5 separate regions of the Homo sapiens genome follow, and all the other regions are linked to region 1. A link is a contact called in ENCODE Hi-C or POLR2A ChIA-PET data. All regions are on one chromosome and are shown on one strand. The core of a region is the stretch at or near the end of the contact, and the rest is flanking DNA. Distances in the headings are between cores, read along the strand shown. Region 1 holds the start of CRAMP1 (cramped chromatin regulator 1). Region 2 holds the start of THOC6 (THO complex subunit 6). Region 3 holds the start of DECR2 (2,4-dienoyl-CoA reductase 2). Region 4 holds the start of LINC00235 (long intergenic non-protein coding RNA 235). Region 5 holds the start of RAB40C (RAB40C, member RAS oncogene family).

Region 1 (4,845 bases), core at 781-3,280:
CTCTCGTTTGTCCCGTTTCGCCTCGGGGGTGTGATGGCGCCGCCCACCTCCCCACCCCGCCCATTCCAAAGGGACTCTCCCAGCTACCGGAATCAGCCGCGATTCGAGGCCGGGCGGGGGCGACAGCCATAGTCCGACGAGCGACCTGGACCCCGCGCCAAGCCCGCCCCAGCCTCGATGGGACTCGCGAGGGGCCGCGGGGACTCGGCGGCGCCGGGATCGTGGGAGGAGACGGGAGGGTCCCGACGCCCGCCACCGGTCACATCCTCGGCCCCAAACCCCGGCCTGGCTCCTAAGGACCTGGGTCGGCCGCCCTAGCCCTAAGGCCACTCACCTCTGCCAGGCCGCTGAGCCGCCGCGCGTTGCCGGGACAACGGCGCGCCAGGAACGCGGAAATAGCCGAAGGTGAGCGAGGCGGCCCCGAGGACTCCCGAAGCGCCCCGAGCGGCCGGAAAGAGCCGAAGGCGATCGGGCACGCACGTGCAGCTCCGAGGCCCGAGCGTCGGGGGCCAGGTTATTCCGCTCTGCAAGAGAGAAGCGGGACGAGCTTTTTCTAGGAGAGACGGCGGCGCAGGGCCGGCGTCTGGGTCCCCTTTGTGTGGAGGGCGCGCTGTCACAGCCCCGATCAACCGCGGCATCCTCCCCTCCTGGGCGTGTTCCCTTCCCGTGCATCCCGAGGCGGAGCCTTTCCAGCACGCGGCGGTCTCGGCCCAGGCCTTCCCTGGGCTCCGCTTTTCTAGTTTCGGAGCGGAGGGCGTGGGTCAAGCGTTTCTGGGAAAGTCGATGCGCTCGGCAGTGTCCTGAGGTGTTGGGTGACTGAGGGCCTGTTCCATCGCCGGGCCCCGGACTCCACAGAGCCAAGCGAGGCAGGGAGCGCCCCCAAGAAAGCAGCTGGCGGCCGGACGCGGGGCTCGCGCTTGGGCTTCCAGCTCTTGGGGGCTGGGGCGGGCGGATCGTTGGAGCCCAGGAGTTCGAGACCAGCCTTGGCAACAAGGCGAGATCCTGTCTCTAAAAAATTACAAAAATTAGCCGGGCGCGGTGGCGCCTCTAGTCTCGGCTACAGGAGGCTGAGGGAGGAGAATCGCCTGAGCCCCGGGAGGCGGAGACTGCAGCGAGCCGAGATCGGGCCACTGCACTCCAGCCTGGGCGACAGAGCGAGTCAAAAAAAAAAAAAAAGAAAAGAAAAAGAAACACTGGAATTTGAGCCGGGCGCGGTGGCTCACGCCTGCAAACCCAGTACTTTGGGAGGCTGAGACGAGCGGATCACTTGAGGTCAGGAGTTCGAGACTAGCTTGGCCAACATGGTGAAACCCCGTATGTACTAAAAACACACAAATTAGCGAGTATGGTGGCGCGCGCCTGTAATTCCAACTACTCGGGAGGCTGAGGCAGGAGAATCGCTTGAACCTGGGAGGCGGAGCTTGCAGTGAGCCAAGATTGCGCCACTGCACTCCAGCCTGGGCGACAGAGCGAAACTCCGTCTCAAAAAAAAAAAAAAAGAAAGAAAGAAACACTGGAATTTGAAAAACACCCCTCTGCTTTCTTGCTATGAAGAAAATGACCAAGTGCCCAGCGCCGCTCGGCTACGCTAACGTAGCGCAGAAGCACATACTCCACCCAGGAAAGGGTGCGCTTAACTGCCTCAGACGTGCTTCCACACTTCTCAGAACTCAGGTTCGCGCCCGATTCCACACTCCGAGCTACCACGCCGTTTTCTTCTCACGTATCCGTCAACACTGCTGCGGCCAATCACAGCACGGGCCCTGGCCTATTGGCTGTCTGTCCACCAATCCAAAGAGACGCACAGTCCGCAAGGTCGCGAGGCTGGCGTCACAACACTACTGGCGCCGCGGGCTCGCCCCCGACGCCCACCGGGCTCGTACGTGCGAGCGCGCCCGCCCAGCGCTAGCCAATGGGAGCGCCGTTTTGGGGAGACGGGCCCGAAGAAACATTGGGGGTGCTCGCCCCCGCGTTCGTCGCCCCGCCCCGCGCGCCCGCGCACCCCGGCCCCGCCCCCGCGCGCCGTCCGTGAGGTCCCCACCGGCCGCCGTAGCCGGAACTGCTGCTGAGGGCGGCGGGCCGGCTTCGCTAGGGTGAGTGGCGGCAGTATCTGCGTCCGCAGCCCCCGCAGCCGCGCGCCGGCCCGCGGAGGGGACGTGCCGGGGCTAGCGCCGCTCGACCAGTCGCTTCCGAGGCGGACGACCAGCCCGGCGTTGCGGCCTCCCTGCAGCCGGCGCTCGGGGGCCGGGGCTGCCCGGCCCGGCTGGTTCTGCGGGCACCCGGGGAGGCCCCGGGAAGCCAGGCTGCCGCCCGGCGTTGATGAAAAAGGTGACCAAGGCTGGGCGGCGGGGCTGTCATGGCGAGGCCCGGCCGGGGGGTCCTGTCGGGCGGCGCGGGAGAGCGCGGGGGGGGCGTCGCTTCCACAGCGCCCGGTACAGCCACAACTGGCCTCAGGGCGAGGAGGCTTCTGCGTCCCCATCCCGAGACGCGAGCCGGTGCGGAGCGGGACGGGGCTGGAGGAGACTGCGCCTCCGAGAAAAGTCCGGTCTCGTTGGAGGTTCTCGCGAAAAGGAGGCCATCCCCCTGCTTGTTGGCCCTTAGGGTAAAGTCTGGACGGCGTCGGTCCTTTCAGTGGCGAAAAGCGCTTCCCCGTGCTCGGTCGGCGTCTTGGGTGTGGAGCCCGGCGAGCGGGCGAGTTCACTCTGGTGGCCGAGTTTGTTTTGCTTGGGTCCCGGGTGGCCTGCGGGCGGACAGGTCCCTGGGCAGCGGGGTTCTCAGCCCGAGACGAGGTCTTTGGGGGTTTAGGTTTCTTGAGTGGAAAGAGGTGGGTTGAGGGGGAAGAGTGGGAAGTCTTGCCACGAAATCCCTTAAGTTGGGGTGTTTGTCGTGGGTGGTTTTGTTCTTTGGCAGAGTTTTTTTTAAAACTAGCATGAACTCGAGATTCCCTAGACCAATTCCGACAGGAGAAAACGGCCACGGATCCTTGTGTGATCTGCACCTCAGGGTGGGGGCATCATTGCGACTTTGAAGCCATTTCCCGATCTCTCGGAAAGAGAGGTCCTCGCCCGCGTCCCTGTATTTCGTGGTTGGTGTTGGTGCCTCGATCGTGTGTTCCTTTGAAGTGGAAATGCCCCCGTTCTCAACAGTTGAGTTGAACGCAGGGTCAGTATCTGCTGAGGAATCTAATCTTCAGCGTTTTTGCTTCCTCACACGTGCCCGTCCCGGACTGTTTCTGGGCTGCAGCTCTTGCTGTGTACCTGATTGTCTGAGTTTATTTTTGAGTGGCTCTGCTTTCTGGGCTGCAGCATTTTTAGTCACTGCACTTTGTTGTTGACATTTTACAGGGCGGTGGGTAGCAAAGTTGATGCAATAATTTTATTAATTGTTGCCAAGAGTTTTAACACCATTGTCTTCTACCGCTTCTTGCACCTGGACCCGGACATAACTGGGCTGTCACTTTCCCGGGTGGTTCCAACCTGTTCCATGCAACAGGCTCCTTTGTTGCAAAAGCATTTTTAACTAGTAAATCCCCGCAGCAGCTCACATTTCCCACCCTGGGAAGAAGATTCCCAGAGACCCGGAGCTGATTATTCTTTATGTGTGTTTTAAAATAAGCAGGCGGGCCGGCGGCATTGGGCCACCATGGAGTTCCCCGTGCGGGCAGGCGAGCCCGCGCTTCTCCCGTCCCGGGGTGGATCCGGCCTCCTCTGTCCTCCTCCAGGGCCAGCTCTGGGGGCCGGCGCGTGGGGCAGGTGCGCGGGGCCCGGGAGCCCCGCGCCTTTCGGGGGGCGGGGAGGGGGTGGGACGAGGGGCTAGGGCTGGGGCTGCGGCCCGGCCGGCCGAGGCGGCGCAGGGAGCGAGGCCGGCGCGCAGGGCCAGGCCATGAGCCGCGGCCCCGCCGGGTAGGTGGCTGTGGGCGGGGCAGCGGCCCGGACCCGCAACCGTGCCCAGACCCGCGCCCGCGCCGGGGCTCCCATAGACCCCGGGGCCGGGGCCGGGGCCGGGGCCGGGCAGGGTCCGCCGAGCTGTCGCGCCCTCCCGCCGCCGGCCCGGGCGTCTGGACGCGAGCCTCGGCCAGGGGGCGTCCGGGGAGGCCCGGGAGGGTCCCGGGCTGGTGGGCAGGGCCGGGGGCGGCGGCGTGGGGGCGGCAGGGGCCGCGGCGGGCTCGGGCGGGCTCGGGCGGGCCGGGCCGAGCCGCCGAGAGGGGATTTGGAACAAACAACGGCGGCCATGTTGAGAGCGCGTCGGGGCCGCTAAACTTCCCGGCCTGCGCCCGCCTCACCGGCCGCCTCCCCTCTCCCGGCCGCAGGATGACAGTGAAGTTGGGCGACGGCGGCAGCGGGGAGGACGGGCTCAAGAAGCTGGGCAAGCGGGCGGCCGATGAGGAGTCCCTGGAAGGAGAAGGGGCCGGCGGCGCAGACGCGGCCGAGGAGAGCAGCGGCACAAAGAGGGACGAGAAGACCCCCCGGGCCGGCGCCGACGGCCCCCCCGCGCCCCCCGGCGCGCCGCAGGCGCCGTCCCCGCCGCAGGGCAGCCCCCAGGACCAGCACCACTTCCTCCGGTCCAGCGTGCGGCCGCAGAGCAAGAGGCCCAGGAAGGATCCTCCGAGCGCTGTGGGGAGCGGCAACGCCGGTGGCTCGGGGCCCCGCGGAAAAGGTAGGGCGGCCCGTCCCCTTGGGAGACCCCAGCCCCTCTCCGGGGTGTGCCGCGGGGGAGAGGAACCCCTCGCCCCAGCCGGGCTCCACCCTAGCTCACCCATCCCGCGGCCTACACTGAGGCTCTCAATTTGGGTGGCACTTATGGGGCATGTGTCCCCTCTCTCCTTCGAAGAGGCTGCGACTTTCT
Region 2 (4,845 bases), core at 948-3,447, 1.4 Mb after region 1:
CTGCCAGCCGGGGCTCGCCCACTCATCATTCATTCATCCATTCTAGAGCCAGTCTCTGCCTCCCAGACGCGGCGGGAGCCAAGCTCCTCCAACCACAAGGGGGGTGGGGGGCGGTGAATCACCTCTGAGGCCTGGGCCCAGGGTTCAGGGGAACCTTCCAAGGTGTCTGGTTGCCCTGCCTCTGGCTCCAGAACAGAAAGGGAGCCTCACGCTGGCTCACACAAAACAGCTGACACTGACTAAGGAACTGCAGCATTTGCACAGGGGAGGGGGGTGCCCTCCTTCCTAGAGGCCCTGGGGGCCAGGCTGACTTGGGGGGCAGACTTGACACTAGGCCCCACTCACTCAGATGTCCTGAAATTCCACCACGGGGGTCACCCTGGGGGGTTAGGGACCTATTTTTAACACTAGGGGGCTGGCCCACTAGGAGGGCTGGCCCTAAGATACAGACCCCCCCAACTCCCCAAAGCGGGGAGGAGATATTTATTTTGGGGAGAGTTTGGAGGGGAGGGAGAATTTATTAATAAAAGAATCTTTAACTTTAAATGGTTTGGAGAGGCAGTGATCCCCGACTGACTCCCCTGAGCTGGAGGGAGGGAGTGAGTCAGCCAGCCGCGGGGGCGGGGGTGAGGCTCTGACTCACACATTCTCAATGCCTGGAACTCAGCCGGCAAGGACCTGGCTGGCCCTAACAGTTTTCCAGGGAAGATCTTGAGGAGAAACCCCAGCATCCCGCGCCTCTGCCCTCTCCACCATCCCCAAAAGCCCCAGGTTCCAGACTGAAGCCTTCCTTTGCTCAGCAATCTTTATTCAGTTCTTCTTGGGGGTGGGATGCCTCCCTTCCCATGCTCCCACCCCTCCCATCCCAGAACTCCGTTGGGCTCAGTGTCCTCTGTTGAGGGAAGGTCTTGGTGCCCAGATGCCTACTCTGCAGGAGAGGGAGGAACCTTGTCCCTTTGCGGGAGTCGCTGGTCTCTTCTGTTGTGGGGAAGAAGGAAGGTGGGAGGGGCACTGTCCACCAGCACTCAGAGCTCCATTATGTCCCCAGCTGGGGTTGCAGGGTAGGGGGGACTGGGGGTGTCCCCCAGCCTCAGCAGACGGAGGGCCTCAGGGATGAGGCTGCCAGGATAGCGCCAGAGAAGCAGCTCAGAGCAAGGGCTCCTAGAAGAGGAAATGACTGTCAGGGCATGGAGCTGAGGCTGGCCTAGCTGAGCACCTCCCACCAGGTCCAGGTCCCCAGGGGCTCCTGGGTTCCCAGCACTTTCCAAAGAGCCAAGATGGGAAACAACCCAGAGGTCAGCTAGAGCTAAAAATGGCACGATGAGGCAGGGCCTGAGGTCAGCTGTGAGGACCGCCTGTGATTCTGCAGAAGGCCTGGCCAGTGGAGGAACCTACCTGAGTGGGGGCAGGGCTGGGGAGAAGGTCATGGGGGGGCTGCAGTAGGGGTGGTCATTGTGCAGGCTGAGTTGAGAGAAGTGGGTGGCCATGTTCTCCTCAGACAGAAACTGCTTGCGCAGAGGCTCCCTGGGGAGAGATGGCAGAGAGGCAGGCTGGGATACTGACACAGGAGGCAGCCTGTTGGGGACCAGAGGTGACAGAGATCTTGTTGGGAGTCCCTCCCTGCCCCCAAACTCACTGCTCCTCCTCCAGGCGCCGCTTGGTGCTCATGGGCACAGCTCCTCGGAGAGGGGAGCTGGGAAAAAAAGAGAGCCTGGTGCACCCCACCCTCTTGGCCCCTTCCCAAGGATCTGCCCGCCTAAGCCTGCAGCATCAGCCAGGAGCCCCAAGCCCATTCCTGTCTCAGCTGGTGCCGGTCCCCGCTCTCCTGGACCATCCAGCAGGGTACCTCGGAAGTCTCGACCCTCAGCCGCAGCCCCAGTCCCATCTCAGCTCACGCCTAAGCCCCGCCGATTCGCCCCACCCCGTATTCATCCTGCAGACCAGTCCTGAGCACCCAGCCAAAGCTCCTGCGGCCCTTGGTCAGGCCCACCCTGGTCCCCTACACGCACCTGGCGTCCAGGCCCCAAGTCACCCCCAAGGCGGCCCGCGGGAGGCGCTGGGCCCCTCCCTGGGGGCCTCGCTGCAAGGGCTGCTGCAGGATCATTGGGTTTTGGGGTCCTGCGGGTGGGATCTGGGCGACAGGGGAGGAGTCTCTGAGGGCGTGGCCAAGAGAGGATGGGCGTGGCTTTAGGCGGGCACAGCCGCGAGGTTCTGCGCGGGCGCGGAAGACGGGCGGCGCGTGGCGGAAGGCAGGCTTGCTCCTCGGGGTGGGGGAGGGTATCCGGCTTAAGGGGGCTGCGGTGGACACCACTTCTTAATGTCGGGGGTCTTCGCGGCGCTCACCTCGGCTCCTAGGGTTCGGGACGGTACGCACCAGCCACCTTCGCGCCGAAGGCGGTAGGGCGCCACGGAGAGGAACCGCTCTAGGCACGTAAGGCCTCGTGAGGTTGCGTCGCGCGCGGAGCACTCTGGGACTTGTAGTTCTGGAGATGGAGCGAGCTGTGCCGCTCGCGGTGCCTCTGGGTCAGGTGAGACGGACGTGGTGCGCGTTGCCTTCTGGGGTTTGTAGTTCACGCATGGCTGGGACGGGGCGGGCAGGGAATCGTGCCCTGAGCCCTGTTTTGCCTGGGCTATTTGTGGGACTCAGACTCTGACCAGGGGGGCGGGATAGTAACCCAGAAGTGCTTCAGGGGCTTAACGCAAGTCAGAGAGTAGGAATTATAAATCAGTACGTTTTTCTATGTTGGGGTAGTAGAGGTACTTTTTTTTTTTTTTTAATTTTCTAGTTCTTGCAAAGCACTTTTTTTTTTTTTTTGAGACAGAGTCTCACTCTGTCACCTAGGCTAGAGTGCAGTGGCGCGATCTCAGCTCACTGCAACCTCCGCCTCCCAGGTTCAAGCGATTCTCCTGCCTCAGCCCTCCAAGTAGCTGGGACTATAGGCGTGTGCCACCATGCCCAGCTAATTTTCGTGTTTTTAGTAGAGACAGGGTTTCACCATGTTGACCAGGCTGGTCTCGAACTCCTGACCTCAGGTAATCTGCCTGCCTTGGCTTCTCAAAGTGCTAGGATTACAGGTGTGAGCCACCACGCCCGGCCAAATTTTTTTTTTTTTTTTTTTTTTGAGATGGAATTTCACTCTTGTTGCCCAAGCTGGAGTGCAGTGGCTCCATCTGGGTTCACCGCAACCTCCGCCTCCCAGATTCAAGCAATTCTCCTGCCTCAGCCTCCTGAGTAGCTGAGATTACAGGCATGCGCCACCACTCCCAGCTAATTTTGCATTTTTAGCAGAGACAGGGTTTCTCCATGTTGGTCAGGCTGGTCTTGAACTCCTGACCTCAGGTGGTCCACCTGCCTTGGCCTGCCAAAGTGCTGGGATTACAGGCGTGAGCCACTGCGCCCGGCCCCACATTTTTAAATTTTTTTTGAGACAGAGTCTCACTATGTTGCCCAGGCTGCTCTCAAACTCCTGGCCTCCCAGAGCGCTGGATTACAGGCATGAACCACCACACCCGGCTTAAGCACTGAGTGACAGCCCCATGTAAAGCTCTTGTCTATACACTAGCTCATCTAATTGTGATGGAATCTTCTGTGAGCTCCATTTGTCAGTTGAGGAAGCTGGCAGGAGAGGCCTGGGTGCTTGCTCAGAGGTCCCTGAGGCATCACCTCAACTCTCCCCTTCTTCAGTGTCTTCTTGGAGCCACCCATGGGACTGCATGGGCAGGTGCTGGCTTGGGGCGGGGCCGCCTCAAAAGAAGGCTGAGAAGTCAGGACAGTGGGAGGCCTGGCAGGTTTTGGGGGAAGCAGGGAGGAATCTGTGGATGGGAGGTTTCATACGTCCCAGGCAGGCCTCATCCAGTCTTTCCCTGCAGACAGAGGTGTTCCAGGCCTTGCAGCGGCTCCATATGACCATCTTCTCCCAGAGCGTCTCACCATGTGGGAAGTTTCTGGCGGCTGGCAACAATTACGGGCAGATTGCCATCTTCAGGTACCCTCTGCCGCTGTCCACCCATTAGCCCTGGCACTTGGCCCTCATGGGACGGATGCCCCCGTTTCTGACTCCTGGGTCCCCTCCGCTGTCCCTGCAGCTTGTCCTCTGCTTTGAGCTCAGAAGCCAAAGAGGAAAGTAAGAAGCCGGTGGTGACTTTCCAAGGTGGGTATACCTGTGGAGTCTGGCTTCAGGACTTTGGGTGGGATTGGCTCACTCAGTTCTGCATTTCTCTTTAGCCCATGATGGGCCCGTCTATAGCATGGTTTCCACCGATCGACATCTGCTTAGTGCTGGGGATGGGGAGGTGAAGGCCTGGCTTTGGGCGGAGATGCTCAAGAAGGTAAGGAGTCGAGCTTGGGAAAGGGCTGGGGTGCCTGGACCCAGAGAGAGCCTTTGAGGTCACCTGGTATTTTCTCTTTTGAAGGGCTGTAAGGAGCTGTGGCGTCGTCAGCCTCCATACAGGTGAGCAGGGCCACGTGGATAGAGGGTGCATCAGGGTGAAGCCACTTCCTCACTGACCTTGCCTTTCCTTCCCCAGGACCAGCCTGGAAGTGCCTGAGATCAACGCTTTGCTGCTGGTCCCCAAGGTCTGAGCCCCATGTGACTGTTCTTGGTCCAAACTTTGATCCTTCACCCTCTGCCTATCCTGATTTGACATTGACTTTCTGCCTCATCCTGCTCCTCCACAGGAGAATTCCCTCATCCTGGCTGGGGGAGACTGTCAGTTGCACACTATGGACCTTGAAACTGGGACTTTCACGGTGAGCAGGGTCCTGGAGCCCTAGAGCAGGTCTAGGTCAGGGAGAGGCACTCTTCCTAGGTCTCCTCCTGACATCGCCCCTCTACATGCAGAGGG
Region 3 (4,845 bases), core at 808-3,307, 1.2 Mb before region 1:
TTGCTGTGCTAGGATGAAGCCAGGTCGGACATGACAGCTCACACTGGTGAGAGCCGTGTTCTCCCAGGGCACACAGGGCAATGAGGTGTTCCCTTTGTGTTGTGTGTACCGTGCCATCGTTGCCTGTTACCTGACACCCCAAGGGGTTGGCACGGGGCAACTTGGGGGGAAATGAGGCTCCCAAAAGCTGGGGCCTGGGCGGGTCCACGAGGCTGTAAGAGGCCGAGGCCAGGCTGGAACCCGGTTTCCCAGCTCCACTGTTACTCCTTCCCTGTCTGCAGTCACAGGCTTGCTCCCCTAGACAGAGGGCAACGGGAGCAGCAGATGGTCCCTGGGATTCCTCAGGGTGCACATGAAGCCTGAGCCTCACATTGCTCCTGTCCTGGCACAGGAATGTCATCCACGCCAGCGACTCCGTGGAGGGGGCCCAGCGGGAGATCCAGCTGTGGTTCCAGAGCAGTGAGCTGGTGAGCTGGGCAGACGGGGGCCAGCACAGCAGCATCCACCCAGCCTGAGGCTCAAGCTGCCCTTACCACCCCATCCCCCACGCAGGACCAACTACCTCCGTCAGCAAGAACCCAAGCCCACATCCAAACCTGCCTGTCCCAAACCACTTACTTCCCTGTTCACCTCTGCCCCACCCCAGCCCAGAGGAGTTTGAGCCACCAACTTCAGTGCCTTTCTGTACCCCAAGCCAGCACAAGATTGGACCAATCCTTTTTGCACCAAAGTGCCGGACAACCTTTGTGGTGGGGGGGGGTCTTCACATTATCATAACCTCTCCTCTAAAGGGGAGGCATTAAAATTCACTGTGCCCAGCACATGGGTGGTACACTAATTATGACTTCCCCCAGCTCTGAGGTAGAAATGACGCCTTTATGCAAGTTGTAAGGAGTTGAACAGTAAAGAGGAAGTTTTGCACACCCAGTTCCATAACGTTGTTGGATGTATGAGCCAGGCAGGGGTCCAGAGACCACCAGCCTGCAATCCGGAGAACCCAAGCTAGGCGCGAGCCGGTGCTGTGATCCCGCCAAAGGAGAAGCTGCCTTCCCGGGGAAGGGGCAGAGAGGGGCCGGCGGGCTGAGGCCAACCAGCGCAGAAAGGGCCTGGCAGCCATTACTGTAGCGCTGGCGGCTCTGTCACGCCCCTGAAGCCGCTGGCCCGCGGGTGTGTTCAGCTCAGGAGCGGCCCTGCGTGTTTTTCCCCCGTGGCCGTCGCGGACCCCCGTCTTCCAACAGTGGTGCGGGCGGGGCGCCCCGTCCTGGGTTCGCGGCATAGCCCCGCCCGGGCCCCCACGCGGAACAGAAGTAACGGACCCTTTTTTTTTTGTTTTTGTTTTTGAAACGGAGTGTCGCTCTGTCGCCCAGGATAGAGTGCAGTGGCGCGATCTCGGCTCACTGCAACCTCCGCCTCCCGGGTTCAAGCGATTCTCCTGCCTCAGCCTCCCGAGTAGATGGAACTACAGGCACCCGCCACAATGCCCGGCTAATTTTTGTATTTTTAGTAAAGAGGGGGTTTCGCCATGTTGTCCAGGATGGTCTCGAACTCCTGACCTCGTGATCCGCCCGCCTCGGCCTCCCAAAGTGTTGGGATTACAGGCGTGAGCCACCGCGCCCGGCCCCGGACCCTTCTTTATTGGCCTCAAAACGGGTCATTTTGGGAAGCGGCGCGGGGCTGGCCGCGCTTCCCTGGGCCCCGGCCCTCCCCATGGTGTTTACGGGGAGGCGAACGGGGAGCCCAGAGGCTGCGAGCCTGGCCTGGACCCAGGAGCCAGGGGTATCCCACAAGTCCTGGAGGCTCTGAACGCGGCGCTGACGCCGAATACCTGTGAAAAAGACTCGGGGAGGAGACCCGCAGACCGCCGAGCTTCTGCCGCGGGAACCGCGCCCCCGGCCCCGCAATGCGCCTGCGCCTCGCGCGCCGACTTCCAGTCCCAGCAGGCCGCGGGCGGGGGCGGGGCCTCCGGGGAGAATTCGGGGGAGGGGCGGGGCCTCCGGGAAGCAATCAGGGCAGGGGCGGGGCGTCCGGGGAGTGGGGCGGGGCTCCCGGTTCCAGGCGAGTTCGCAGCTGCGCGCCGGGTCCTGGAGGCCGAGGCCGCTCCCGCCCGTTGTCCCCGCAGTCCCCGACGGGAGCGCCATGGCCCAGCCGCCGCCCGACGTGGAGGGGGACGACTGTCTCCCCGCGTACCGCCACCTCTTCTGCCCGGACCTGCTGCGGTGAGCGGGGCCTGGGAAGCGAGCGCAGCCTTGGTGCGGGGTCCGGTCCGCGGGCGCCGGCGCCCCCACGTGGTCCCCGAGGGCTCGCGTGTTAGGAAACCTGTCTTGCCTGGCTCCTTTCTTTCTTTTTTCTTTCTTTTTTTTTTTTTGAGACGGAATCTCGCTGTGTCGCCCAGGCTGGAGTGCAGTGGCACGATCTCCGCTCACTGCAAACTCTGCCTCCCGGGTTCAAGCGATTCTCCTGCCTCAGCCCGGCTAATTTTTATTTTTAGTAGAGAGGGGGTGTCACCGTGTTGGTCAGGCTCTTTTCGAACTCCTGACCTCAGGTGATCCACCCGCCTCGGCTTCCCAAAGTGCTGGGATTTACAGGCGTGAGCCACCGCGCCCGGCCCAACCTGGCCTCTTTCTTAACAGAAAATTTTAGGTTGAAATCATTTTTCCGGAAGACCCAGAAGGCCCAGGAATGCCAGGTTTTGCCCAGCAGCTCTTCATTTTCCTGCAAACGCCTTGGTGTTCACAAGAGAAGGCAGCCCGGGCAAAGGTCGATCCTCCCCGGTCACCTGCCCTCACTCGGCTAATGGGCGGATCCTTTTTTTTTTTTCCTTTTCTTTTTTTCAATTGGCAACATTTTCAAGTTTCTATTAAAATTTTGATCTTTTGCCAGGAGCAGTGGCTCACGCCTGTAATCCCAGCTCTTTGGGAGGCCGAAGCGGGTAGATCACCAGAGGTCAGGAGTTCGAGACCAGCCTGGCCAACATGGTGAAACCCCGTCTCTGCTAAAAATACAAAAAATTAGCCGGGTGTGGTGGCGCACACCTGTAATCCCAACTACTTGGGAGGCTGAGGCAGGAGAATCACTTGAACTCGGGAGGTGGAGGTTGCAGTGAGCCGAGATCGCACCATTGCACTGGGCAACAAGAGTGAAACTCCATCTCAAAAAAAGAAAACAAGTTTTAAATTATGTTCTCCAAGGACAGGTATTGACAATTCTCTCTGAGTGTTCTGCAGGAAAAAAAAAAAGTTTTTTTTCGAAACGGAGTCTCATTCTGGGTTGAAGCAATTCTCCTGCCTCAGCCTCCCAATTCTCCTGCTTCAGCCTCAGTGCGCCCAAGTGGGACTATAGGCACACAATACCACGCTGGGCTAATTGTATTTCTAGTAGAGGTGAGTGTCACCATGTTGGTCAGGCTGGTCTGGAACTCCTGACCTCAGATGATCCACCTGCCTCGGCCTCCCAAAGTGCTGGGATGACAGGAGTGAGACGCTGCACCTGGCCCAAAATTAATCTTTAATAATTAAGAATAGGAAAGGCAACTTGGAGATCAGCAAAAGTTTGCCATCCATCTGGTACAGTTTGTGCCAGTCATACCGATCAGTACACATTTAATGCGTACAAGAAAATCTCTAATAAATAAAAAAGCCATATTATCCCGACGTAGCTTGCTGAATCTCAGGTATCATATTTGATATTAGTGCCATGCAGGGCTTAGGAGAGAGGAAATTATAACCTCTATCTTGTTTAAGCCAGGGTATTTTTCTCTCTTGTATCTACTTCTGTCCATTTCTGTCAAAAGACACAGAAATACCCTTTCCCCCACTGCACTTTGCAAGTTTGTGTCAGCACAAGTTCAGGACCAGCCTGAGCAACAAAACGATACCCCTCTCTAGAAAAACTAGATGAAAAATTAGCTGGGCACTCTGGCATGCACCTGTAGTCCCAGCTACTGGGGAGGCTGAAGCAGGAGGATCCTTCTAGCCCAAGAGGTCAAGGCGGCAGTGAGCCGTGATGGTGCCACTGCACTCCAACCTGGATGACGTAGCAAGAACCTGTCTCAAAATAAATAAATAGGCCCGGTGTGGTGGCTCATGCCTGTAATCCCAGCACTTTGGGAGGCCGAGGTGGGTGGATCACAAGGTCAGGAGATCGAGACCATCCTGGCTAACACGGTGAAACCTCATCTCTACTAAAAATACAAAAAATTAGCTGGGCGTGGTGGCAGGTGCCTGTAGTCCCAGCTACTCTGGAGGCTGAGGCAGGAGAATGGTGTGAACCTGGGAGGAGGAGTTTGCAGTGAGCCTAGATCATGCCACTGCACTCCAGCCTGGGCGACAGAGCGAGACTCCATCTCAAAAAAAATAAAAAATAAATAAATAAATTAAATAAAATACTATAATTTTATGAATTTTCATTTTATTTATTTATTTATTTTTTAAGACCATGTTTCGCTCTTGTTGCCCAGGCTGGAGTGCAATGGCGCAATTTTGGCTCACCACAACCTCCGCCTCCTGGGTTCAAGTGATTCTCCTGCCTCAGCCTCCCAAGTAGCTGGGATTACAGGCATGCACCACCACACCCGGCTAATTTTTTATATTTTTAGTAGAGACGGGGTTTCTCCATGTTGGTCAGGCTGGTCTCGAACTCCCGACCTCAGGTGATCCGCCCGCCTTGGCCTCCTAAAGTGCTGTGATTAGAGGTGTGAGCCAAGGCACCTGGCCGAATTTTCATTTTAAATCATTGCCGTATAGCAATATGGGAGGTGTATTTTAACAGGGCTCTTTTATTTTTTATTTATTTTTATTTTATTTTATTTATACATATTTTTTGAGACGGAGTCTTGCTCTTTTGCCC
Region 4 (4,845 bases), core at 1,748-4,247, 1.1 Mb before region 1:
AGCGAGAGCAGGGTGGGGTGGCCGGTGTGCATGCCTGGTGGACGTGCCCAGAAGCCTGCACCCCCCAGGAGGCCCGAACGTGTCCCTCTGGAGTGTCGCCCCCACCCCCAGCTGTGCAGTGGGATGGTCACTGGGCCTGCCAAGTCTCCCAAGGCAGATCCTGTCCCCAGCTGGCTCCTGACATTGAATGTTCTGAGTCTTGGTCAGTTCTGCCCGATGGAAGAGCACCAAGGAGTCTTGCCCGGCAGGATAGAGAGGAGCGGCTCTGCCCCTGCCCTGGAACAAGAGCCCCGGACGTGGGTGCAGAGCCCCTCACATGAGGACCGCCCCATCCTGCCTCTGCTGAAGGGCAGGTATAGGAAGGCTGGACCCCCTCAGCGGCCCCCCGGATGTGGGTGCAGAGCCCCTCACATGAGGACCGCCCCAGCCTGCCTCTGCTGAAGGGCAGGTATAGGAAGTCTGGACCCCCTCAGCGGCCCCCCGGATGGCACCCTGGCCCCTCTACCTGCTGGCAGTCCAGTAACCTGGAGGTGGTGGCCCAGAGAAAGGCGGGAACTTCTCCCAGGGCCCCGTCCATTGTTATTTTCACCTGTCCGGCCGCCCATTCTTTTTTTGAGACGGACTCAGTCACCCAGGCTGGAGCGCCATGTGCCATCCCAGCTCACTGCAGCCTCAACCTCCCGGGCTCAAGTGATGCTCCTGCCTCTGCCTCCCAAGTAGCAGGGACCACAAGCACACACCACCACACCCTAATTATCTTTTAAGTGGAGACAGGTTTCGCTTTGTGTGTTGCCCAGGCTGGTGGTCCGTCGTCTTTTTGACCCAGGCCTGTGTGGCTCACAAAGCAGGCAATTGCAGGGTCATCCCATCAAATCTGAGCATGGCACCAGAGCACACAAGTCAGCCACCTGCGGGCCTTGGCACCCTCGTGCTCCACGCCAGGGTCCCTGTGTGCTCAAGTCTGGGCTCCATGATGGCACTGGGGTTTGTTCTGTTTGCTGCTTTGTGCGCGTGAGGCTTTCTCTGGGTGCCTGAACAGATGCCTCCAGTTTCAGTTCTTTCTGTTTGGCCCTCCCCATCCTCTTCTCCTCCAGGGGGGATTCATGGCTCGCCTCTTGGCTCTTCTGGGCACTTGGCGAGCTTCTGCGCACTTGCGTTAGCTGCTCAGGTCTGTCTGGATGTGAGAGTCGTGTCCTCAGGCCAGGAAGCACTGGCACGGAGCAGGGCTCGGTCAATGGTCTGGATAATCCAGAGTCACTTACCTTCTGCTGTGCAGTCATTTACAATTCACGCCTGTGTGCCTGATGTCTTGTGACTCAGAATCTTCAAGACAATCACAGGCTGGCCTCACGGAGGCACGAGTGACTCATTTCTCTCATCGCACCCATTCCCTCCAGCACTCTCCTTGTGCGGGGAAACCTCAGTCACCTTGAAGACGCCTCCTGAGGCCCTCTTCTGGGTGAATGGGCTTCCTCCTTCACCATGACAGGCTACTGGGGAGAGCTGGGGTGCTCCCACCCTCTCCTCACCCCAAATGGGCCTGGCCTAGCAAAACTGGCCAGAACTGGCCACTCTGCAGTGAGCTGGCAGGGCCCTCAGCATCAGATCAACAGGTTCAACTGCAGCTGCCTCTCTGGTGGGGAGGTTATAAGGCCTGCTGGCTAGACCACTGGCCCCTGGCCAGGGAGCCACCTAGGCAGTGCCAGGGAAGGACTGGGAAGGGAAGAGAACCTGCGGTCCCTGAGTGAGGCCTTGACTGCACCCTCTCCTGTGGTTCGAAAGCCACACTTGGCCAGTATCCTGCCATGCAGGTGAGGAAGCTGGGGAGGACAGGGTCCCAGAGCCTTGTCCAAGTTGCAGAGAGGAGAGCCAGCTCTCACTCTGCAGCCCTCTGTGCCCCCAGACCCCCACTGGCCCCCGGGGACACATTTCCTGCCCTTGGGATGCTTTGGCATGGATATAGTCTGGGAACAAACGGCACATCCAGCTGCCCTGCCTGTCTCCACAGAGGGGGCAGCAGACCTAGGGGGAGGTGTCCAAGACACAGGAATGAAGTGTCCTTACCAAAAGCTTCCGAGGACAGAAATAAACCCCTCCTGCCAGCTTCTGCACTGACTGCAGCTAGAAGCCGAGCTCCACGTGGGACACAGGTGTCCCTGCTGCGGCATCTCAGCATGACGGAGGCCCATCCTTGGCTTTCCTGGAGCATGAATATCCTCTGAGGAGCACTGGCCCTGGCCTTGTAGGTCTTGCTGAGACTGGCTTAGATTTTCTGGCCCAGGAGCAATCGTCACCCAACCTCCCACTTGTAAATCTCGCCACAGAATCGGCCCACAACCGTCTCTCCGGAATCTCGGCGGACCAGCCCTGCTCCTGTGTCTCCCTCTCCCGCAGAGCCACTGCCTTCTCAGGCTCCTCAAGTGCACCTAAGAGCGGGAGTCTGGCTGCCCTCAGCACTCGCGTCCCGCCCTGCAGCCTGATAAGCTTGACGCCAAGGCATTCTCCCGAGAGCCGGCCCAGCAGCTGCTGGCAGGAGAGTGGCCTCAGGGCAGCGGGAAGGGGACCTCCGGGGAGAGAATGAGGCCTGCGCAAGGGTCCTGGAAGGACCCAGGAGTCGCCCCGGCTTCCCTCCCCCAGGCCCTGGTTGGGCGCCGTGGGCCGCGTCCCAGTTGAGCCCGGCGTGGCCGTTTAATGGCGTCCCTCCGCGACCGAGGACGAAGGGGCCTAGAGAGGCTGTGCCCAAGCGACGCTGCGAGGCCAGGCCGCGTCTCGGGCCAGGGCGGTCCCCTTGCCACCGCCGCTCTTGGCCGCCAGGACCAAGCACAGCACGCAGCGTCGCGAAAGGGGCGGTCCTGGAAGGCGCGAAGGGGTCTCCGGGTCTCGCGAACACGGCGGGGTCGGGGCGGAGTCGTGGGTCCTCGGTCGAGCGGCCGCCCAGAGCCCCGCGGGACACGGACGGCCCCAGCCCGGCTCCCCGCGAGCCCCACGCGTCTGTGACGCCGCTGATGCGCAGACGCCGCGGCTGCAGGCCCCGCCCCTCCGTGCCCCTCGCAAGGCCCTCTGGGAGTTGTAGTTCCAGCTCCTCCTCGGGCCGCCCCACTCCCTGATAATCCTGGAGCGCGGCGCCTCCCGGGGACCGAGGCCTCGGGCCCGGCCGTCTCCAGCAGCGAGGGCAGGAGAAGTGGCCCGGGCGGTCGGCGGACTGGGAGGGCGCCACCCGAGGACTACAACTCCCGGCCTGCCTCGCGCAGGCACCGCCCCGAGCTTCCGCCCCGTCGGCGCCGCGCAGCCCTGTGGGAGCCGTAGTCCGGGCGCGCGATTCACAGCGCCGCGTGCGCCCCGGGCGCGCCGTAGCCGCGGGGCCCGGGCCGGGCGCTACGCTACGAAGGCAGCGTAAGGCGGGCGCCGGACGCGGGCAGGGGCCGGGGCCGGAGCCGGGTCGGGGCGCCCCGCGGCTGAGGAGCGGGAGGCCGTCCGGGCAGCGCGGCCGGCGGCGAGAGGGGCCCCGCCGCTCTCCGGAGGCAGAAGTTGTGGATCGGCCGGCGGGGGCGAGCGGGCCCGGGGGCCGGGGCCGCGCTGCCCGGGCCGCGAGGACGAGGCGGCGCCGCCGGGCTGTGGAGGTGAGTCCCGTCGGCCGGGCCCGGCCGGGCGCCCAGCCGGGGACCCCGGGCGGGGAGCGCGGGCCCGGAGGGCGGCGGGGAGCGCGGGCTCGGCGGGGCGCAGGAGGCCTCGGGGGCCGGGCGCGCCGGGCTCCGAGCCAGGGCAGGGACGGCAGGGCCCCCGGAGTGGGGTCAGCCCGCCGCCCGCTGGCGCCTCCAGGCTGGTGGGGGCCAGGGCTGGGCGATGCTTCGCAGAGGAACCCAGAGGAAGGCGGGAAGTCGGCAGGGACCTGGGCCATGTGGGTCACTTGAGGCCAGCCCCGGGGGCCGCGCACACCGGAGGCGGCCTCGGCCCTGCCTGCCCTTGAGTGCCCTTATATCCGGGCCCATCGTGCGGTCCTGGCCGCCTTAGGGATGTTGTGCTTGGTGCGGGCATCACTCCCCTCACTTGGGGAACGGCCTGGGGGCGGCCACCTGGCGTGGAGGGGCTGGCGGGAGCCCCGTCTGTGCCAGCCATGCCAGTGTTCTCTTCCGTGTTCCTCTGGGGCTGCTGCGGCACCAGCTGGGAAGTTGCAAATCTGCTGTCCTCCCGCTGGCTGCAGAAGGGGCCCCTCTAGTCCTGACCGGGGGAACTCTTGTGTGGTCAGCTGGCCCTGGCCGGGCGAGCTCTCGGGGCCCCCTTACTGCTCTGGAGTTTGTTACCGGACTGCAGGTAACAAGACCCGGAAAGCAATGGTGAGGCCCAGAACCTGAGGCCAGGCCTGGGTGTGTGGGGCCAGTGGGGAAGACTGGGACTCCGTTGGGTGCTGAAGAGTTGTGTGCTTCTCCTTCGGGAAACCCGGATCTCTTCCTCTGCCCAGGTCTGAGGGGTGCGGAAACGTGAGTCACAGTTCAGTGTGGGAGTGCCCCGTAATTGCCTCCGCGTTTCCAGAGTCTGGGGCTGGGCAAGGATATAGGGGTGATTCTCCCTTCCGGTTCTGAGTGACTTCTCAACTGTGAAGTGGGGCAAGAGAAATTGTTTTTCTGGCCTGTCTGGGGGAGGCAGGTCCTGCAGGAAACCAGCTTGGCCTGGCCTTGGGTTGGGTGTGCCTTGCCTCCTCCGAGGTCCTTCTGCTTGCGGGAGGAGCACCCCTCTTTTTCCTGCTTCTGTCTGTGTCTGAGGCTCTCCAGAGCTCCTTGATTGGCAGAGGAGCCAGTGACCTCTGAGTCCCCAGGAGAGCCCGAGGCTCAGTAACTGCATAACTGC
Region 5 (4,845 bases), core at 593-3,092, 1.0 Mb before region 1:
GTCCCTGGAGTGAGGGGCCTCAGGGACTTCACAGCCAGGGCTCAAGTCTGGGCACAATGACCTCTGAGCAGAAGAGGCTCTCCCTGACCCGCCAGGTTGTTTCCGGGTTAATGCCTGGGGAACTTGGCAAGGCGCCATCTCTACAAAAAATACAAAAGGTAGCCGGGCATGGTGGCGCCTGTAGTCCCAGCTACTCGGGAGGCTGAGGCTGGAGGATCGCTTGTGCCGGGGAGGTAGAGGCTGCAGTGAGCCGAGATCGCGCTACTGCACTGCAGCCTGGGCGACAAAGGGAGACCCTGTTTCAAAAAAGAAAAAACTGGTGCGTCGATGTGGTCGCCGCTTAGTCAGGCCATGTCTTCAGCTCTGGGGGACGGGAGGTCACTGGAGGTGTGGGGCTGCCCGTCCTGGCGTCCCTCTGTGTAAGCAGCACCTGCTCCCGGAGGCACAGCCCTGGTCGGGGCCCCTCTGGAGGAGGGTTCTTGCCGGGCTCTGCTCCTCGCCGGCGGGGCAGACGTGACGGGCTCCGCACCCGGTCTGGAGAGGGCTGCGCTGGGTCGGCGCTGACGTTACTGCTTTTACTTACGACTGTAACAGCGCTACTGAACGCAGAGCACGTATCACAAAGCTCACCCGTTCCGAGTGAGTAACTTCACCGAGAGAGGCAGGACCATCCCCACGACGGTAGGACCTTCTCGTCACCCCAGAAAGAACCACGTGCCCACTCAACCCCCGACCCCACGCCGGGGCCCGCGGACGCAGCCGCCTCGCTCGCCCACGCACCTGCGGCAGCCGGGCCCGGCAGGGACGAGGGCTCGGCGGCGCCCCCGGGAAGAGCGCGGTCCGGGCCCTGGGTCCCCGTCCAGGAGGCGCCGCTGCCGCAGTGAGCACGTCGGGCCGGGTCTTGAGCTCGCGCCGGCCGCGCTCCCCGCGTCCCGAGCTGTGGCGGCCGCGTCCCCGGGCGGAAGGCTCACGCTCGGTGACGCCGCGCTGTCCCAGAACCTCAGCGACTTTGCAGACTCACTGGTGACCCAACGGTGCGCCCCGCCGCCGCCGGGCGGAAGTCCCGCCCCTGCCCCGGAGAGGAAGTTCCGCCTCATCGAGCGCCGATTGGCCGCACCGCCTTAGAGAGGACGCGCCCGGGGCCACCCCGCCGCTCCCTCCGAGGGTTCTGCGGAAGCAGGCGGCACAGCCTGCGAGGGGCTTTCGTTTCCCGGACTCAGCCGCATCGCCTCGGCTCGGGCGCGCCTGCATCCTGCCGCCCGTCCGCGCGTTGAAGGGGCGGATACAAACAACGTGGACTTCCGAGCCCCTGATTGGCGAGCGTGTAGGAAAGGGGCGGGGTTAGCAGAGCCGTGATGGACATGCAAGCGACCCAATGGCGCCGGCGACGGGGCGGGCGAGGACAACGGCGTTGTGGGCCGGGGGCGGGGCGGCCGGCGGCTCTGGGATTTCTCTGGGAGGCAGCCGCAGGGAAGGGAATGATCTTGGTGAACTTATAATCGAACCAATGGTTCCGGGAAAGCAGGAGGCGAGTGGCCAATGGCGACGGCGATGAGGCAGGCGTCCGCTGTCTCCGCAACGCCGTGTGGGAAAGGCGGGGGAGGGGCGGTCATGACAGACGTGCAGACAGGCCAATGGCTGAGGGAAGGAGGGCGGCGGGCGACCTCTGGTGACTACGGGAAGGCAGGGCGGGGTGGTGAAGAGGCGGTGCGACCGGAGGTCTGGCGGCGCCGTGTGGAACGCCGTGAGGGCGGGGAAGTCGTGACGGACGGGCGGGTGGGCCAATGGGCTCGGGAGGGCGGGCGAAGGGTGGCCAATGGCGGCGGCGCGGCCGGGGGTGGGGCGGCGCGGCGGCCCTGGTGGTGCGGGAAGCGGCGGGGCGGCGGCGAGGCTGAGGTGCGCCCGGGCGCGGGCGGGGCGGGGCCGGCGCTGGGCTTCGGGCGCGCCCACTCGGCCGCCGTGGGGCGGACGCAACGGGCGCAGGTGCGGGGCGCGGGCTCTCTCACGCCGCGGCCTCACCCGGCGGTGCTTCGGCAGGCGGCCGGCGCGGGGCGCAGGCGGCGCGGCCATGGGCTCGCAGGGCAGTCCGGTGAAGAGCTACGACTACCTGCTCAAGTTCCTGCTGGTGGGCGACAGCGACGTGGGCAAGGGCGAGATCCTGGAGAGCCTGCAGGACGGCGCGGCAGAGTCCCCGTACGCCTACAGTAACGGTAAGGCCCGGCCCGCGGCGCGCGCTGCTACGCGGGGCCCGAGCCCGGCGAGCTGGGCACGGAGCTCGCCCTCGGCCCGGCCCTTCCAAGCGCCGCCGAACGTTCCCAGGAACGCCTTTGCCTGGCTTCCAGACTCGGTAGCTCGGTGGCTGCGGGGTGCCCGTGCTCCAGTCCCGAGGTGACGCCGGGGGGCAGGAGGACGGACCAGAGGGACGCGCCCAGCGGGGACGGTGCCATGGACCCGGGGTCTGGGGGACGGTGTCACGGGTCCGGGATCTCAGGGGAAGGTGTCATGGGTCCGGGATCTGGAGCCCAGGGGAAGGTGTCATGGGTCCTAGAGAAGGTGTCATGGGCCTGGGGAAGGTGTCATGGGTCTAGGATCATCTGGGGTCCGAGGGAAGGTGTCATGGGCTCGGGGGAAGGTGTCGTGGGCCGGAGGGAAGGTGTCATGGGTGCAGGATCTGGGGTCTGGGAGAAGGTGTCATAGGTCCGAGGGAAGGTGTCATGGGTCCAGGATCTGGGGTCCGGGGAAAGATGTCATGGTCCCGGTAGAAGGCGTCATGGGCCAAAAGGAAGGTGTCATGGGTCTAGGATCATCTGGGGTCCGAGGAAAGGTGTCATAGATCTGGGGGAAGGCATCATGGTCCTAAGGGAAGCTGTCATGGGTCTGGGATCATCTGGGGTCCGAGGGAAGGTGTCATAGATCTGGGGAAAGGTGTCATGGGTCTGGGATCTCAGGGGAAGGTGTCATGGGCCTAAGGGAAGGTGTCATGGTCTGGGATCTCAGGGGAAGGTGTCATGGGTCTAGGATCATCTGGGGTCTGAGGGAAGGTGTCATAGATCTGGGGGAAGGCATCATGGTCCTAAGGGAAGGTGTCATGGGTCTGGGATCATCTGGGGTCCGAGGGAAGGTGTTATAGATCTGGGGAAAGGTGTCATGGGCCCGGGGAAGGTGTCACGGACCCAGGTCTGGTGGCAGGTGCTGCTGGGCTGCTCTTGGGACCCTGTCTCGAGCGTGCACAGATGACAGGTCCTTATAGGCACGCTGTTCCCCTGAGGTATTTGCTTACTGCTGAGGGAGTCAACGCTTTGTGCTAGAAGAAAATACCTCTGTAATGAGTTACTGAACATTTGTTTTGTTTTGTTTTCTTTTCTTTTCTTTCTTTTTTTTTTTTTTGAGACGGAGTCTCACTCTGTCGCCAGGCTGGAGTGCAGTGGCACAATTTCAGCTCACTGCAACCTCCGCCTCCTGGGTTCAAGCGATTCCCCTGTCTCAGCCTCCCGAGTAGCTGGGACTACAGGTGTATGCCACCACGCCCGGCTAATTTTGTTGTGTGTATTTTAGTAGAGACGGGGTTTCAGCATGTCGGCCAGGATGGTCTCAATCTCCTGACCTCATGATCTGCCCACCTCGGCCTCCCAAAGTGCTGGGATTACAGACGTGAGCCACTGCGCCTGGCCTGAACGTTTGTTTTTAACTTCCAGTGGCATGGCTAAAATACACTAGATAGGTGGCATCACTGGGGCTTGCCTGCCTGAGCATGCCTCTTAATTTAGGTGGTTAACAGAGTGAGTGAGACGGTGTGGTCCTCATCCCCTCTCATGGGGGCCTGGACCCAGCCGAATGGGATGTGGCCCCAGATGAACTGGGAGCAGTCAGCATCCAGCCTCCCCAGAGTCCATCTGCGCTTCAGGGAATGCCATCTACGCTGGCGAACTTACCTCTCCTGGTCCCTGCCCTCTCCCCTTGCTTTGTTTCTTGGGCTCTTGTCCGTCCTGTCTGACTGCCCTGAGCGTCTGCTATTTGCTGAATTGTCTGCCTTTGGCTGCTGAGAGTGTGGGCGCAGCATCCCCCACTCTCTCAACTCGGGGGTTGGCAGAGCGTGGGATTACCTGGACTGAGGCTGAGCGCGCTTCCTCCTGGCATGGCTTCAGCAGTGGGCAGCAGCACCGGGGGCTCTGGAAGCTTGTGCTCCTGGCTTCAGCCTGGAGGAGGGGTTGGAAAGGGCCAGGGAGGAAGAGCTCTGTGTCCATTTTGAGGTGGGGGAAGTGTAAGGCCCACTGGGGCATTGGGGGCTCACACGTTAGGCCCCTGCACCTGCCGCCTCCTGGTCCTGCACTTGACAGTGACTGCCCCAGAATTGGTAACTCCTGACTCAGGTGGTGGGCGGCCAAGTTGATTGTGAAGGTGGCGTTGCCTTCTAAAGCTTGGCTCCAGGGGCGCTGCGCACTCCCAGGAGGCTGGCGGCGTGCGTGTTTGTGCATGTTCAGAAGAGCACGGGAAGGATTGGGTTTCATCAATCGGTGTTTTCCCAGGACATGAAGGCGTGCTTCTGAGGGCCGGCTCAGCCATGCTGGCCAGCTCGCCTACCCAACTGCACCACACAGCCAGGAGCTGGAGAGACAGGACCCTCCTTCCTCCCTGTCCCCTTCGTCGGGCTGTGGGGCATTGCCACACTTCCTCTGACATGCTCACTGAAGTGGGGCCAGTATTGTGTAAGACGTGGAGACCTGCCTGCTTGCAGAGACTTCAGAGGCTCACAGTGGCTTGGACCAGAGGCAGAGAGGAGAGTCCACTCTTAGAAAGACACCACGTGCTCTCAGGGCCCGGGGCACACTTCCAGGTCCCCGCAGG

Evidence for each region. A loop is a pair of places that touch in the nucleus more often than their neighbours do. ChIA-PET counts read pairs that join two places held with the same protein, here RNA polymerase II (POLR2A). Pooled maps may share reads with other maps.
Region 2: a loop to region 1 is called in a map of ascending aorta, with 10 times the contacts of the local background. The contact joins the promoter of THOC6 here to the promoter of CRAMP1 in region 1. A Hi-C loop is called at or near these places in 1 of 168 maps with a recorded cell type or tissue (ascending aorta) and 11 of 50 pooled maps. POLR2A ChIA-PET finds 5 or more read pairs at or near these places in 1 of 52 experiments (PC-3).
Region 3: a loop to region 1 is called in a map of B cell, with 22 times the contacts of the local background. The contact joins the promoter of DECR2 here to the promoter of CRAMP1 in region 1. A Hi-C loop is called at or near these places in 1 of 168 maps with a recorded cell type or tissue (B cell), 1 of 37 single-sample maps with no recorded cell type and 7 of 50 pooled maps. POLR2A ChIA-PET finds 5 or more read pairs at or near these places in 1 of 52 experiments (activated T-cell).
Region 4: a pooled map shows a loop between it and region 1 (14-fold over the local background). The contact joins the promoter of LINC00235 here to the promoter of CRAMP1 in region 1. A Hi-C loop is called at or near these places in 2 of 37 single-sample maps with no recorded cell type and 9 of 50 pooled maps.
Region 5: a pooled map shows a loop between it and region 1 (17-fold over the local background). The contact joins the promoter of RAB40C here to the promoter of CRAMP1 in region 1. A Hi-C loop is called at or near these places in 3 of 37 single-sample maps with no recorded cell type and 10 of 50 pooled maps.

Annotation. Positions count from the first base shown.
Region 1 is chr16:1,610,330-1,615,174 of GRCh38, forward strand. CRAMP1 (cramped chromatin regulator 1) reads left to right here and starts at 2,031. Exons shown (of 21, transcript NM_020825.4): 1 at 2,031-2,328; 2 at 4,310-4,656. The coding sequence starts at 4,311. IFT140 (intraflagellar transport 140) reads right to left here and starts at 1,743. Exons shown (of 31, transcript NM_014714.4): 1 at 1,639-1,743; 2 at 335-524. RefSeq lists silencers at 70-449, 1,688-2,217, 2,238-2,357, 2,388-2,547 and enhancers at 1,478-1,537, 1,926-2,426, 2,427-2,927.
Region 2 is chr16:3,021,838-3,026,682 of GRCh38, forward strand. It overlaps THOC6 (THO complex subunit 6), which reads left to right and starts at 2,198. Exons shown (of 13, transcript NM_024339.5): 1 at 2,198-2,528; 2 at 3,871-3,986; 3 at 4,087-4,151; 4 at 4,226-4,329; 5 at 4,414-4,451; 6 at 4,528-4,576; 7 at 4,679-4,750; 8 at 4,842-4,845. The coding sequence starts at 2,490. HCFC1R1 (host cell factor C1 regulator 1) reads right to left here and starts at 2,105. Exons shown (of 4, transcript NM_017885.4): 1 at 2,010-2,105; 2 at 1,637-1,693; 3 at 1,396-1,524; 4 at 788-1,161. The coding sequence starts at 2,104. The coding sequence ends at 1,026. TNFRSF12A (TNF receptor superfamily member 12A) reads left to right here. Exons shown (of 4, transcript NM_016639.3): 4 at 1-546. RefSeq lists enhancers at 1-59, 1,451-1,550, 1,533-2,177, 2,178-2,821, 2,211-2,520 and 1 more and a silencer at 1,941-2,140.
Region 3 is chr16:399,828-404,672 of GRCh38, forward strand. DECR2 (2,4-dienoyl-CoA reductase 2) reads left to right here and starts at 2,058. Exons shown (of 9, transcript NM_020664.4): 1 at 2,058-2,216. The coding sequence starts at 2,137. It overlaps NME4 (NME/NM23 nucleoside diphosphate kinase 4), which reads left to right. Exons shown (of 5, transcript NM_005009.3): 5 at 392-927. The coding sequence ends at 515. RefSeq lists enhancers at 881-1,190, 1,038-1,623.
Region 4 is chr16:524,410-529,254 of GRCh38, forward strand. It overlaps LINC00235 (long intergenic non-protein coding RNA 235), which reads right to left and starts at 2,998. Exons shown (of 1, transcript NR_024121.1): 1 at 2,438-2,998. CAPN15 (calpain 15) reads left to right here and starts at 3,303. Exons shown (of 14, transcript NM_005632.3): 1 at 3,303-3,620. RefSeq lists an enhancer at 1,862-2,423.
Region 5 is chr16:588,224-593,068 of GRCh38, forward strand. It overlaps RAB40C (RAB40C, member RAS oncogene family), which reads left to right and starts at 1,843. Exons shown (of 6, transcript NM_021168.5): 1 at 1,843-2,210. The coding sequence starts at 2,069. RefSeq lists enhancers at 164-363, 486-1,359 and silencers at 704-1,013, 1,334-1,393, 1,404-1,453, 1,524-1,643, 1,734-2,053.